2 separate regions of the Homo sapiens genome follow, and region 1 is linked to region 2. A link is a loop called in an ENCODE intact Hi-C map of the cell type or tissue named here. Cell type or tissue: natural killer cell. All regions are shown on one strand. Each heading gives the region's core, and the rest is flanking DNA. Links, peaks and the distances in the headings are about the cores only.

Region 1 (5,385 bases), core at 168-5,167, 370 kb before region 2:
AGGCAGAAGGCTGTTTGGAATTCTTGTTTACACAGCCTTGTAAGTTTTACAGAATATACTAATAGCAAATATGTATGTTTCCACAGTTTATGTAAAACCTGATTGGGTTTATATTAACAACAGAGGTTTTTTGTTTAGTCATCCAGAGCCTGTGGAACTGTGTGCCATCTTTGCTTCCTGTGTTGTAGCAGACAAGCAGTCAATTCTTGCTTCTGTTGCAAGCAGTTTTCTTGATGGTGATAATTTGTAGAAAGATGTAGAGTTGTTCTTAAATATGCCACTCCAAAAGTGGCAATTGTATGATTAGATTTTCTTTTTTTAAAATGTAATTTAATTTATTTTAAACTAATCTAGACCATGCCAGTTGGAAGGATTAGATTTTCAAATAGGTAATCCCGATCAAAACTAGAACAGTGTACAAGTGATTTAGATTAAGGATTGAATTTCTTTTACTGTTTATAGAGAAATACAGACAAAGAAATGGCCACCCCAATCAATTGTTTCCTTCTCATTTATTTAATTGTAAAGGATTATCTTCTTCTTCTTTTTTTTTTTTTAATGGGGTACTGCTCTGTCATCCAGGCTGGAGTGCAGTGGCATGATTTTGGCTCACCGCAACGTCCAGCACCAAGACTCAAAATCCTCCCACCTCACCTCAGCCTCCTGAGTAGCTGGGACCATAGGCATGCGCCACCACACTGGCTAACTTTTTGTATTTTTGGTAGAGATGGGGTTTCACCATGTTGGCCAGGCTGGTCTCAAACTCCTGAGCTTAAGCAATCCACCCTCCTCGGCCTCCCAAAGTGCTGTGATTATAATTGTGAGCCACTGCATTCAGCCCAGGATTATTTTAAAAATGGAATTTACTTGCAGAAGTTAAGTTTACATGTTACATGGGATGATATAAATGGAATTATATTCAAGGAAAGTATTTCCAGGTATTCATAATTAATTTTTTTCTATTCACATGACAATGTTAAAATTATTGTAAAAGTTGATTGTCTATTTCTTGGAGTTTTGTTCCATTGAGGCCCCATGATAAGATTGTCTACTTATTTCTTGTATTTTATCTTAGTATTGTTATGGCACAGCTGGGTGAAAATACACTGGATAAAAATGTGATCTGTCGTTCTGGCAGCTATCTTTTGTCTCTCAATCCTCTTCTTTCCTCCATCACTCATAGGAGATGCCATGCTTACCAGAGACAATAGTCCATTTGGTGGGAACACTCTCAACTCCTTGTTCTCCCACCTATTTTGATATATCTATTTTCCTCTTTATACTTGCTTTTACCTTTCCCTATCATAGAAGAGGTAATCCTGTGTTCTGGATTCCATTTGCTCACAAACTTTTCGGGGATCTCAGTCTATAGATTTTCTCCTCTATCTGCTTTCTCTCCTCTCTCTATTTAACTTCTTCCTCACTACAGATTTTTCTTATTTAAGAATATTATTATTATTATTATGCAGTATAACAAACAGTTGTAATCATTTTATACAGACATTTTTAGATAGCCTGTTGCTTTTTATTCTTTTTTTTCCCCCTTACAACCAGATCTCACTCTGTCACCCAGGCTGGAGTACAGTGTGCTATCACAGCTCACTGCAGCCTCGACCTCCCAGGCTTAAGCAATCCTCCTGCCTCAGTCTTCTGAGTAGTTGGGATTGCAGGCATGTGCCACCACACGAGCTAATTTTTGTTTTGCTTTTTTTTTTTGGTAGAGTTAGGGTCCCACTGTGTTGCCCAGGCTAGTCTTGAACTCCTGGACTCAAGTGATACTCCCGCTTTGGCCTTCCAAAGTGCTGGGATTACAAGTGTGAGCCATGACACCTGGCCATCTTTAATTTTGATGATGTCCAGTTTATTTGTTCTTCTGCTGCTGCTTATGCTTTTGGTGTCGTATCTGAGAAATCATTGCTTAATCTAAAGTCACAAAGTTTCATATCTATGTTTACTTCTAAGAGTTGTTTATTTTAGCTATAATGGGTAGGTCTGATCCATTTTTGTTGTTGGTCATGGTTTTTTTGTTTGTTTATTTTGAGACAAGGTCTTTCTCTGTTGTCCATCCTGGAGTGCAGTGGCACAATCATAGCTTATAGCAGCCTCAAACTCCCAGGCCAAGTGATCCTACCACCTCAGCCTCCTGAGTAGCTGGGACTACAGGCTTGTGCCACCATGTGGGCTACTTTTTTTATTTGTAGAGGATGGGGTCTTGCCATGTTGCTCACACTGTTCTCCAGCTCCTGGGCTGAAATGATCCTTCTGTCTCAGCCTCCCAAAGTACTGGGATTATATGTGTGAGCCACTGCACCTGGCTAGTTTTTTTTTTTAATATGGAATGAGGTAAGGGTCCACCTTTATTCTTTTGCATGTGGATATCCAGTTGTCCGAGCATCATCTGTTGGAAAGACTTCTTTCTCCATTGAATTGTTTTGGCATTCTTGTTGGCAGTTAACTAACCATAAATGTGAAGATTTGTATTTAGACTGTCAGTTCTATTCCATTGACTTATTTGTCTGTACTTACGCCTGTACTATACTGTCTCAATTACTGTAGCTTTGTAGTAAGTTCTGAAATTGGGAAATGTAAATCTTCTAACTTTCTTTGTTCTTTTTCAAGATAGTTTTGGCTATTCTGGATCCTTTGAATTTACATATGAATTTTAGGATGGACTGACTTTTTCATTAATGTATTAACATGTTCATCTCTCCTACTTTGAAAAATGTCTCTCCTAATTCTGTTTTTTTTTTGAAAATATCATCCTAACCTGTCTTCCTCAATATACATTTGTGTATTGAAATGCCTGTCTCTGTTAGTCCATCTTGCATTTACTCGACAGCACTCTTTTTTACCTCCACATTTCACTGAAAATTCCAGCAGAGGTCCCCAGTGATAGCTTTGTTGCTAAACCCAATGGGTGCTTTTTTCGCTCTTAATCTTAGCACTGTCTCCATAGCATTTGATGACACTGGTTACTCTTTTACAGCTTTAAAAATTGTTTTACTGTTCTTGAAGAGATGACATTGTACTCTTAATTATTTTTCTACCACTGTACTAATGAAGGCCTACTCTCAATTTTTTTTTTTTTTTGGAAAGGACTATTGCAGTATTACTCTAAATTTTTAAAAGAAGAGTCAAACTATAGTGAAAGGTCTATACAGTAGAAGGAAGAAAAGTCACACCTGAAATCCTACTTATCTGTGTTTTGGAGAATAGCTTTCCTAACAACTCTTTATGCACAAATACACATCTGTGTACTTTATATAAATGGAATCATTTTATACATGATATTCTACAACCTAAAAGCATTTTAAGATTTTTCTGTGTAAGTTATTGTACCATTTTGTATTGTATTTCTTCAAGAGGCAAATGAACAAAAGATAACATTTTTTCTTCATCTTTATTTAATAAGATCTCAGTCATCTGGCTTTGGGAAGTTAAAATTCCTACGCTGGCCTGGTGCAGTGGCTCGTGCCTGTAATTTCAATACGTTGGGAGGCTGAGGTGGGAGAATTGCTTGAACCCGGGAGGTGAAGGTTGCAGGGAGCTGAGATTGCGCCACTGCACCCCAGCCTGGGCGACAGAGCAAGACTCCATCTCAAAAAAATAAAAAAGAAAAGAGAAAAAGAAAAATATCTAAATTTTTTATTATGACTTTACTATGACTTTGTGATCTGCTTCAATTTATCTTTCTTTTTTTCTTTTTTTTTTTTTTTTTGAGATGGAGCCTTGCTCTGTTGCCCAGGCTGGAGTGCAGTGGCGTGATCTCGGCCCACTGCAGCCTCTGCCTGCTGGGTTCCAGCAATTCTCCTGCCTCAGGCTCCTGGGTAGCTGGGATTACAGGTGCGTGCCACCATGTCCAGCTAATTTTTGTATTTTTAGTACAGACGTGGTTTCACCATGTTGGCCAGGCTGGTCTCCTGACCTCAAGTGATCCACCCTCCTCGGCCTCCCAAAGTGCTGGGATTACAGGCCTGAGCTACCATGCCCGGCCTTAGCTTAACACTCTCTATTCACTTGAGCTTTTCTTCTGTTCCTTTGAAGTTCTTCAAACTTGTTCTTGCCTCAGGGCCTCTGAATGTTTTCTGTCTTGGACAGGTCTAGCATGGTTGATTACTTCTTATACAGGTTTTCATTCATATGTCACTGCTCAGAGAAGCCTTTCTATAACAAACCATCTAAAGTAGGCCTCTCACCCTCAGTTGCTATCATAATCATCTCGTTTGATTTTTCATGGCATATATTGTTATTGCTTTATTTTGTTTCTCTTGCTTATTGTCTGTTTCTGTCTTGTATGAATAGAATGTAAGTTCCATTAGAACAGAGACTTTATTTATCTTCATCATTTTATCTCCAGCATCTAGAGCAGTGCCTGGCACTTAGTGGCTTTTCAGTAAATATAGTCATGGGTCGCTTAACAATGGGGCAGGAGTGTGGGGAGATATCTTCTGAGAAATTTGTTAGGTGATTTTATCATTGTGTGGATGTCATAAAGTGGGCTTACACAAACTTAGATCATATAGTTTACTACATACCTAGTCCATGTGGTAGGCTGCCACCCTGTACAGTGTGAAACTGTATGGGCAGGCCAAAGGGAAAACTTCTTGGCCTTTGGAGGTTCGCTGAAATGCAACTGACAAAAGGCAGATTCATAGGAGAAAAGGCATACAAATTCACTAATGTGGCTCGGTGCAGTGGCTCATGCCTGTAATCCCAGTGCTTTGAGAGGCTGAGGTGGGTGGATCACCTGAGATCAGGAGTTTGAGACCAGCCTGGCCAACGTGGTGAAACCCTGTCTCTACTAAAAATACAAAAATTAGCTGGGTGTGGTGGTGTGCGCCTGTAGTCCCAGCTACTTGGGAGGCTGAGGCAGGAGAATTGCTTGAAACTGGGAGTTGGAGATTGCAGTGAGTCAAGACTGTGCCACTGCACTCCAGCCTGGGCGACAGAGCCATATTCCATCTCAAAAAAAAAAAATTATTAATGTGCATGGGGGAGGGGGAGTTATGGAGTGATTACCCCAACCCCCTAATGGAGTACAGTAATTTATATACCCTTTTTCACAGGGGACGGAGGAGATGGGGAGTGTAGACAATTCTTTTAAAGGGTACTAAATGATTACTGGGGGGAATGAATGAATCAAGGAGACAGAAAAGTCCATCCAGGTGTAGTTGCATTTCTCAGTCTTCTTTTCTGTGATAGATAATGAGATTTCAGAAAGGGGATAGAAGACAATTGTGGTTTTTTTGGTAAGATGCTTTTTTGGTCAGATAAGGAAATGCCAGAGAGTCTCTCCCGGCGCTGGGTCAGGGAGAAACAAGACAAGGTTAGAGGGACCTTGATCCTAAGTTTTATTTCTAAGGCCTTTCAATTTTCAAAAGCACC
Region 2 (5,385 bases), core at 199-5,198:
ACAAGCCTGTAGTCCCAGCTGCTTGGGAGGCTGAGGCAAGAGAATCACTTGAATCCAGGAGGCAGAGGTTGCAGTGAGCCAGGATCATGCACTCCAGCCTGGGCGACAGAGCAAGACTCTACCTCCAAAAAACAAAACAAAACAAAATAGCTAGGAACAGTGGCATGCGCCTACAGTCGCAGCTATTCAGGAGGCTGAGGCCAGAGGACCGCTTGAATCCATGAGTTTGAGACCAGCCTGGGCAACAAAGCGAGACCCCACCTCGACAACAACAAAAGAAAGAGAGATTATAAGACCTGAGCTGGGAAATGCACTGGGACATGAAAGAAACAAGATTTGGTGACTGATTGGATGTAGATGAGGCAAAAGAAAATTGAGGCAACCAGGAGAGCTTTCTAACTTGGGTAGTGTCATTTGCTGTGTGAAAGAGAACAAAAGAGACAGTCATGGGGACAGAGGGGCCAGAAGAAGGGGAATGGTGGTAAAAGCAGCAACTGCTCTGGAAATAATTATTATACTTTATTTATTGTATTTAAATTTAATAGAGGCCATTACTGTCTCAGTCAGGCCTCTCCCACAGAGCCCAGAAGCAGAATCTAGCACTATCCGTCCCCTGTGTCTGCTTCCCTGGCCCTTTGGGCCTCTTTTATTCCAGTTATTAAACAGAGAGAATACCCATTCCATAATTTAACACAATGACTGGATAGCATCCTGTTATCGGAGTATTAGTTTAAAACTTAATCAAGGTTTTAATGAGGAGCCAGAGGAACCTCAAATCAACCCTCCACCAAACCAACATGGGGCCCCCTCTATAGCCCTAATCTGCTCACTTCCAAGGATGGGGAGACCACCTTCTCTAGGGCAGACCACCTTGCCTTGGGATAACCCTTATTGTTAGTAAAGTCCTCTGCTAAAATCTGCCTGTTTGTAGCTTCCACCCTCTGGTCCTAGTTCTTCATCATTATATTATTCGTTCATTCATTGCACAAAGATGTGTTGATCACTTAGTATGTGCCAAGCATTGTACTAAGCACAGAGTACACAAACGTGAACTAAACAGGCAGAACCTCTGCTCAGACAGAAATTAGGAATCTGCAGAGAAGAGACAAACAATAAGTACACAAATTATCTATGATAATTTCAGATGGTGATAACCATATTTAAGGAAATATGCCGAAGAGATGATTATCTTAGGATGATTAAACAGGGACAGCCTCTCTGAGGAAGTGACATTTTAGTTGAGACCTGATGGATGAAAAAGAATCAATCCATTTTAGAGATGATTTAGGAAATTAAGATGCAGAGAGAACAAGTGGTTTTCCCAGGGCAAGACAACGGGTAAACAACTAACTAGAACCTTCCCCCCTTGGCTGGGCACAGTGGCTCATGCCTGTAATCCCAGCATTTTGGGAGGCCGAGGTGGGAGGATCTCTTGAGCTCACGAGTTCGAGACCAGCCAGAACAACATGGTGAAACCTCATCTCTATTAAAAATACAAAAATTAGCCTGGCATGGTGGCGTGCATCTGTAGTCCCAGCTACGTGGGAGGCTGAGGCACGAGAATCACTTGAACCCAAGAGACAGAGGTTGCAGTGAGCCTAGATTGTGCCACTGCACTCCAGCCTGGGTGACAGAGCTAGACTCCATCTTAAAAAAAAAAATTGTGCTCACCCTAGGCACAAAGTTCTTCCTTGGTCTCACATCATCCACCACTGACCAGACCCCTTTCTGGATGACCTCTGTTAAATGAGGGAATTGAATTAAAATAAGTATAATCGTCGGGGTGCGGTGGCTTCCATCTGTAATCCCAGCACTTTGGGAGGTCAAAGTGGGCAGATTGCTTGAATCCAGGAGTTCAAGACCAGTCTGGGCAACATGACGAAACCCCATGTTGACTAAAAATAAAAAAAATTAGCCAGGCTTGGTGGCACGTACCTAGAGTCCCAACTACTCAGGAGGCTGAGGTGGGAGGTTAACTTGAGCCCAGGAGGTCGAGACTGCAGTGAGCCCTGATTGTGCCACTTCACTGCAGCCTGGGCAACAGAGTGAGACCCTATCTCAAATACATAAATACATTAAATTAATTAATTAATATAATATAATAAACTTAAGTTTTGGAAACAGGCAGTTCTGGGTTCAAATCCAACTTTTACCATTCACTAATTATGTGATTGAATTTCTCTAGACCATAGGTTGCTTATCTGTAAAATGAGGATAAGGATTATTTCACTGGCTCATTGAGAGTTAAATTAAAGATGATAATGTATGTAAAATAGGTGGTGCATACTAGACTATTGAATAACATCAGCTACTTTCAGCATGATAACTAAGTACATTATGCTTGCCAATGAGTCCACCTTCAAATATGTGTCCAGGGAATGAAGAACGGTTACCAATGGCTTAGTATCTATAAAACAAGTCAGAGTAGGCCGGGTGCGGTGGCTCATGCCTGTAATCCCTGTGATTTGGAGGCCGAGGCAGGGGGATTGCTTGAGCCCAGGAGTTTGAGACCATCCTGGGCAACATAGCGAAACCCCATCTCTACAAAATACAAAAGTCAGCTGGGTGTGGTGACCTACAGGTGCACCTGTAGTCCCAGCTGTTTAGAAGGCTGAGGTGGGAGGATCACCTGAGCCCAGGGAGGTTGAGGAGTGATTGCACCATTGCACTCCAGCCTGGGTGACAGAGTGAGACCCTCTGTTTCTCAGAAAAACAAAAATAAGACAGATGCCTTTCTAATTTTGGAAGAATGTCTCCTATTTGTCTTTCCTGGAGGGCTTGCTAAGTAAGGGAGGCTGTTAGGCAAGCCTGTGACCTTCGGCAAAGGTAAGTCTCATACTCCCTCTTGTGTCCGAAATTGGAACTGTACTCTCTCTGGACTGACCAGTAACCATGGTGCTGAAATCAACCTGGTTATATGGGCTGAATGGCAGGGAACTAGTGTTTGTTAAGCACCTGCTATATTCCGGGAACCTTCTGAGGTAACTTCCATATATTATCTCATGTCTCATCAACCATTCAACAGAAGAGAAAACTGAAACTCAGCAAGGTTAAATGACTTCTCCAGGTATTCGTGGATAATAAAGTACAAAACAGATCTAAATGGAAAAACTGGAAAAAAGTCAGTGATATTGATTGTACTACAGGATAAAATCCAACCTCCTTAGCAAATATGATTAAATTCTTTTATCTTCAACTTTATTTTCAACCAACTAATCCCCTTGGTCCTTGTGCTCTGGCCACACGGAATGACTTAGAGTTCTCAGAAATTGCTTTAAATCTCAGCATTTTTGCCCAAGCCTTTGTCTCTTTCTTAGGTGACTTCCTCAATACCCCTTCCTAATCTAGAAAATTCCTTCCTACACATCCTGTCATCCCATCCAACTTACTTGGAGATAATTTAATCACCCCTTCCTTTGTACTACTTTTGGACCTCAGACATTATATATATACATATATATTCAATAAATACTTGTGGGATGGCTATATATATTTATATATATATATATACATACACCACATGTATATAATACACACACACACACACACACCAGGTCCTATACACTAGGTTTTGTTTTTTCTTTCTTTCTTTTACAATATCCTTTTTTTTTTTTTAAGACAGAGTTTTGCTTTGTCACCCAGGCTGGAGTGCAGTGGCAAGACCTTGGCAGCCGGGCATGGTGGCTCACGCCTGTAATCCCAGCACTTTGGGAGTCTGAGGCGGGTGGATCATGAGGCCAGGAGATCGAGACCATCCTGGCTAACATGGTGAAACCCCATCTCTACTAAAAATACAAAAAAAATTAGCCAGGCGTGGTGGCGGGTGCCTGTAGTCCCAGCTACTCAGGAAGCTGAGGCAGGAGAATGGCGTGAACCTGGGAGGTGGATCTTGCAGTGAGCTGAGATCACGCCACTGCACTCCAGCCTGGGTGACTGAGCAAGACTCTGTCTCAAAAAAAAAAAAAAAGACCTTGGCTCACTGCAACCCCTCTGCCTCCAGCGTTCAAGTGATTCTCCTGCCTCAGCCTCCCAAGTAGCTGGGGTTATAGGTGCACACTGCCATGCCGAGCTAATTTTTGTATTTTTAGTAGAGACGGGGTTTCACCATGTTGGCCAGGCTGGTATCGAACTCCTGACCTCAGGTGATCCACCCGCCTCAGCTTCCCAAAGTGCTAGGATTACAGGTGTGAACCACCGAGCCTGGCCTCTTTCACAATATCTTCATGACATTCAATATACTAGGTTTTGAAGGCATATCAGTGAACAAGAAGACAGATAAAAGCGCCATCCCGATGGTGGATCTTACACTGAAAGTGTCTAGGCAACAAATGCTGATGGTTTAGACCATGGTAGTAATGATGGGGGTGAAAAGGAGTGAATTCATTTGCTAGGGCTGCCATAACTAAGTAACACAGACAGGGTAGCTTAAACAACAAAAATTTGTTTTCTAAGTCTGGAGGCTAGAAGTCTGAGAACATGATTGGTTTCTTCTGAGGCCTCTCTCCTTGGCTTGTAGATGGCCTACTTCTCCCTGTGTCTTCCAGTGGTCTTCCCTCCGTGTTCAACTATGTCCCAACCTCCTCTTCTGATAAGGATGCTTGTGCTATTGCATTAGGGCCCACCTATATGACTTCATTTTAACGTCATTACCTCTTTAAAGACCTCATCTCCAAATGCAGTCACATTCTGAAGTACTTGGATTAGGACTTTAAAATATGAATGGGGTGGCTGGGCATGGTGGCTATGCCTGTAATCCTAGCGTTTTGGGAGGCTGAGGTGGGTGGATCATCTGAGATCAGAAGTTCAAGACCAGCCTGGCCAACATGGTGAAACCCCATTTCTAATAAAAATACAAAAATTAGCTGGGCGTGGTGGCATGCACCTGTACTCCCAGCTACTCAGGAGGCTGAGGCATGAGAATTGCTTGAACCCGGGAGGCGGAGGTTGCAGTGAGCCAAGATTGCGCCACTGCACTCCAGCCTGGCCAACAGAGCGAGACTCTGTCTCAAAAAAATAATAATAATAAAATACGAATGGGGAATGGACACCATGTATAACAAGGAGTGATTTTTTTTTTTTTTTGAGATAGATTTTTGCTCTGTCACCCAGGCCAGAGTGCAATGGCGTTATCTCGGCACACTGCAAGCTCCGCCTCCCAGGTTCACGCCATTCTACTGCCTCAGCCTCCCGAGTGGCTGGGACTACAGGCGCCCACCACCACGCCCGGCTAATTTTTTGTATTTTTAGTAGAGACGGGGTTTCACCGTGTTAGCCAGGATAGTCTCGATCTCCTGACCTCGTGATCTGCCCTCCTCGGCCTCCCAAAGTGCTGGGATTACAGGCGTGAGCCACCGCGCCCGGCCTCACTTTTCAATATGTATACAC

The links. A loop is a pair of places that touch in the nucleus more often than their neighbours do. Peaks named below come from ENCODE experiments on the same cell type or tissue, not always from the same donor. Only the 100,000 strongest peaks of a DNase experiment are listed, where the experiment ranks them.
Region 1: it touches region 2 in a loop (9-fold over the local background); 9 of 110 quality-filtered maps call a loop at or near these places.

Annotation. Positions count from the first base shown.
Region 1 is chr1:51,624,984-51,630,368 of GRCh38, forward strand. All of the region lies in intron 1 of OSBPL9 (oxysterol binding protein like 9), which reads left to right. Among named protein-coding and RNA genes, the nearest start is that of OSBPL9, 11 kb to the left of the region's middle. In natural killer cell, for the core only: no CTCF peak of the experiment used is centred there; a DNase peak (open chromatin) is centred at 2,888.
Region 2 is chr1:51,999,632-52,005,016 of GRCh38, forward strand. No RefSeq gene overlaps it. Among named protein-coding and RNA genes, the nearest start is that of RAB3B, 12 kb to the left of the region's middle. RefSeq lists an enhancer at 5,128-5,385. In natural killer cell, for the core only: a CTCF peak has its summit at 2,869; a DNase peak (open chromatin) is centred at 2,860.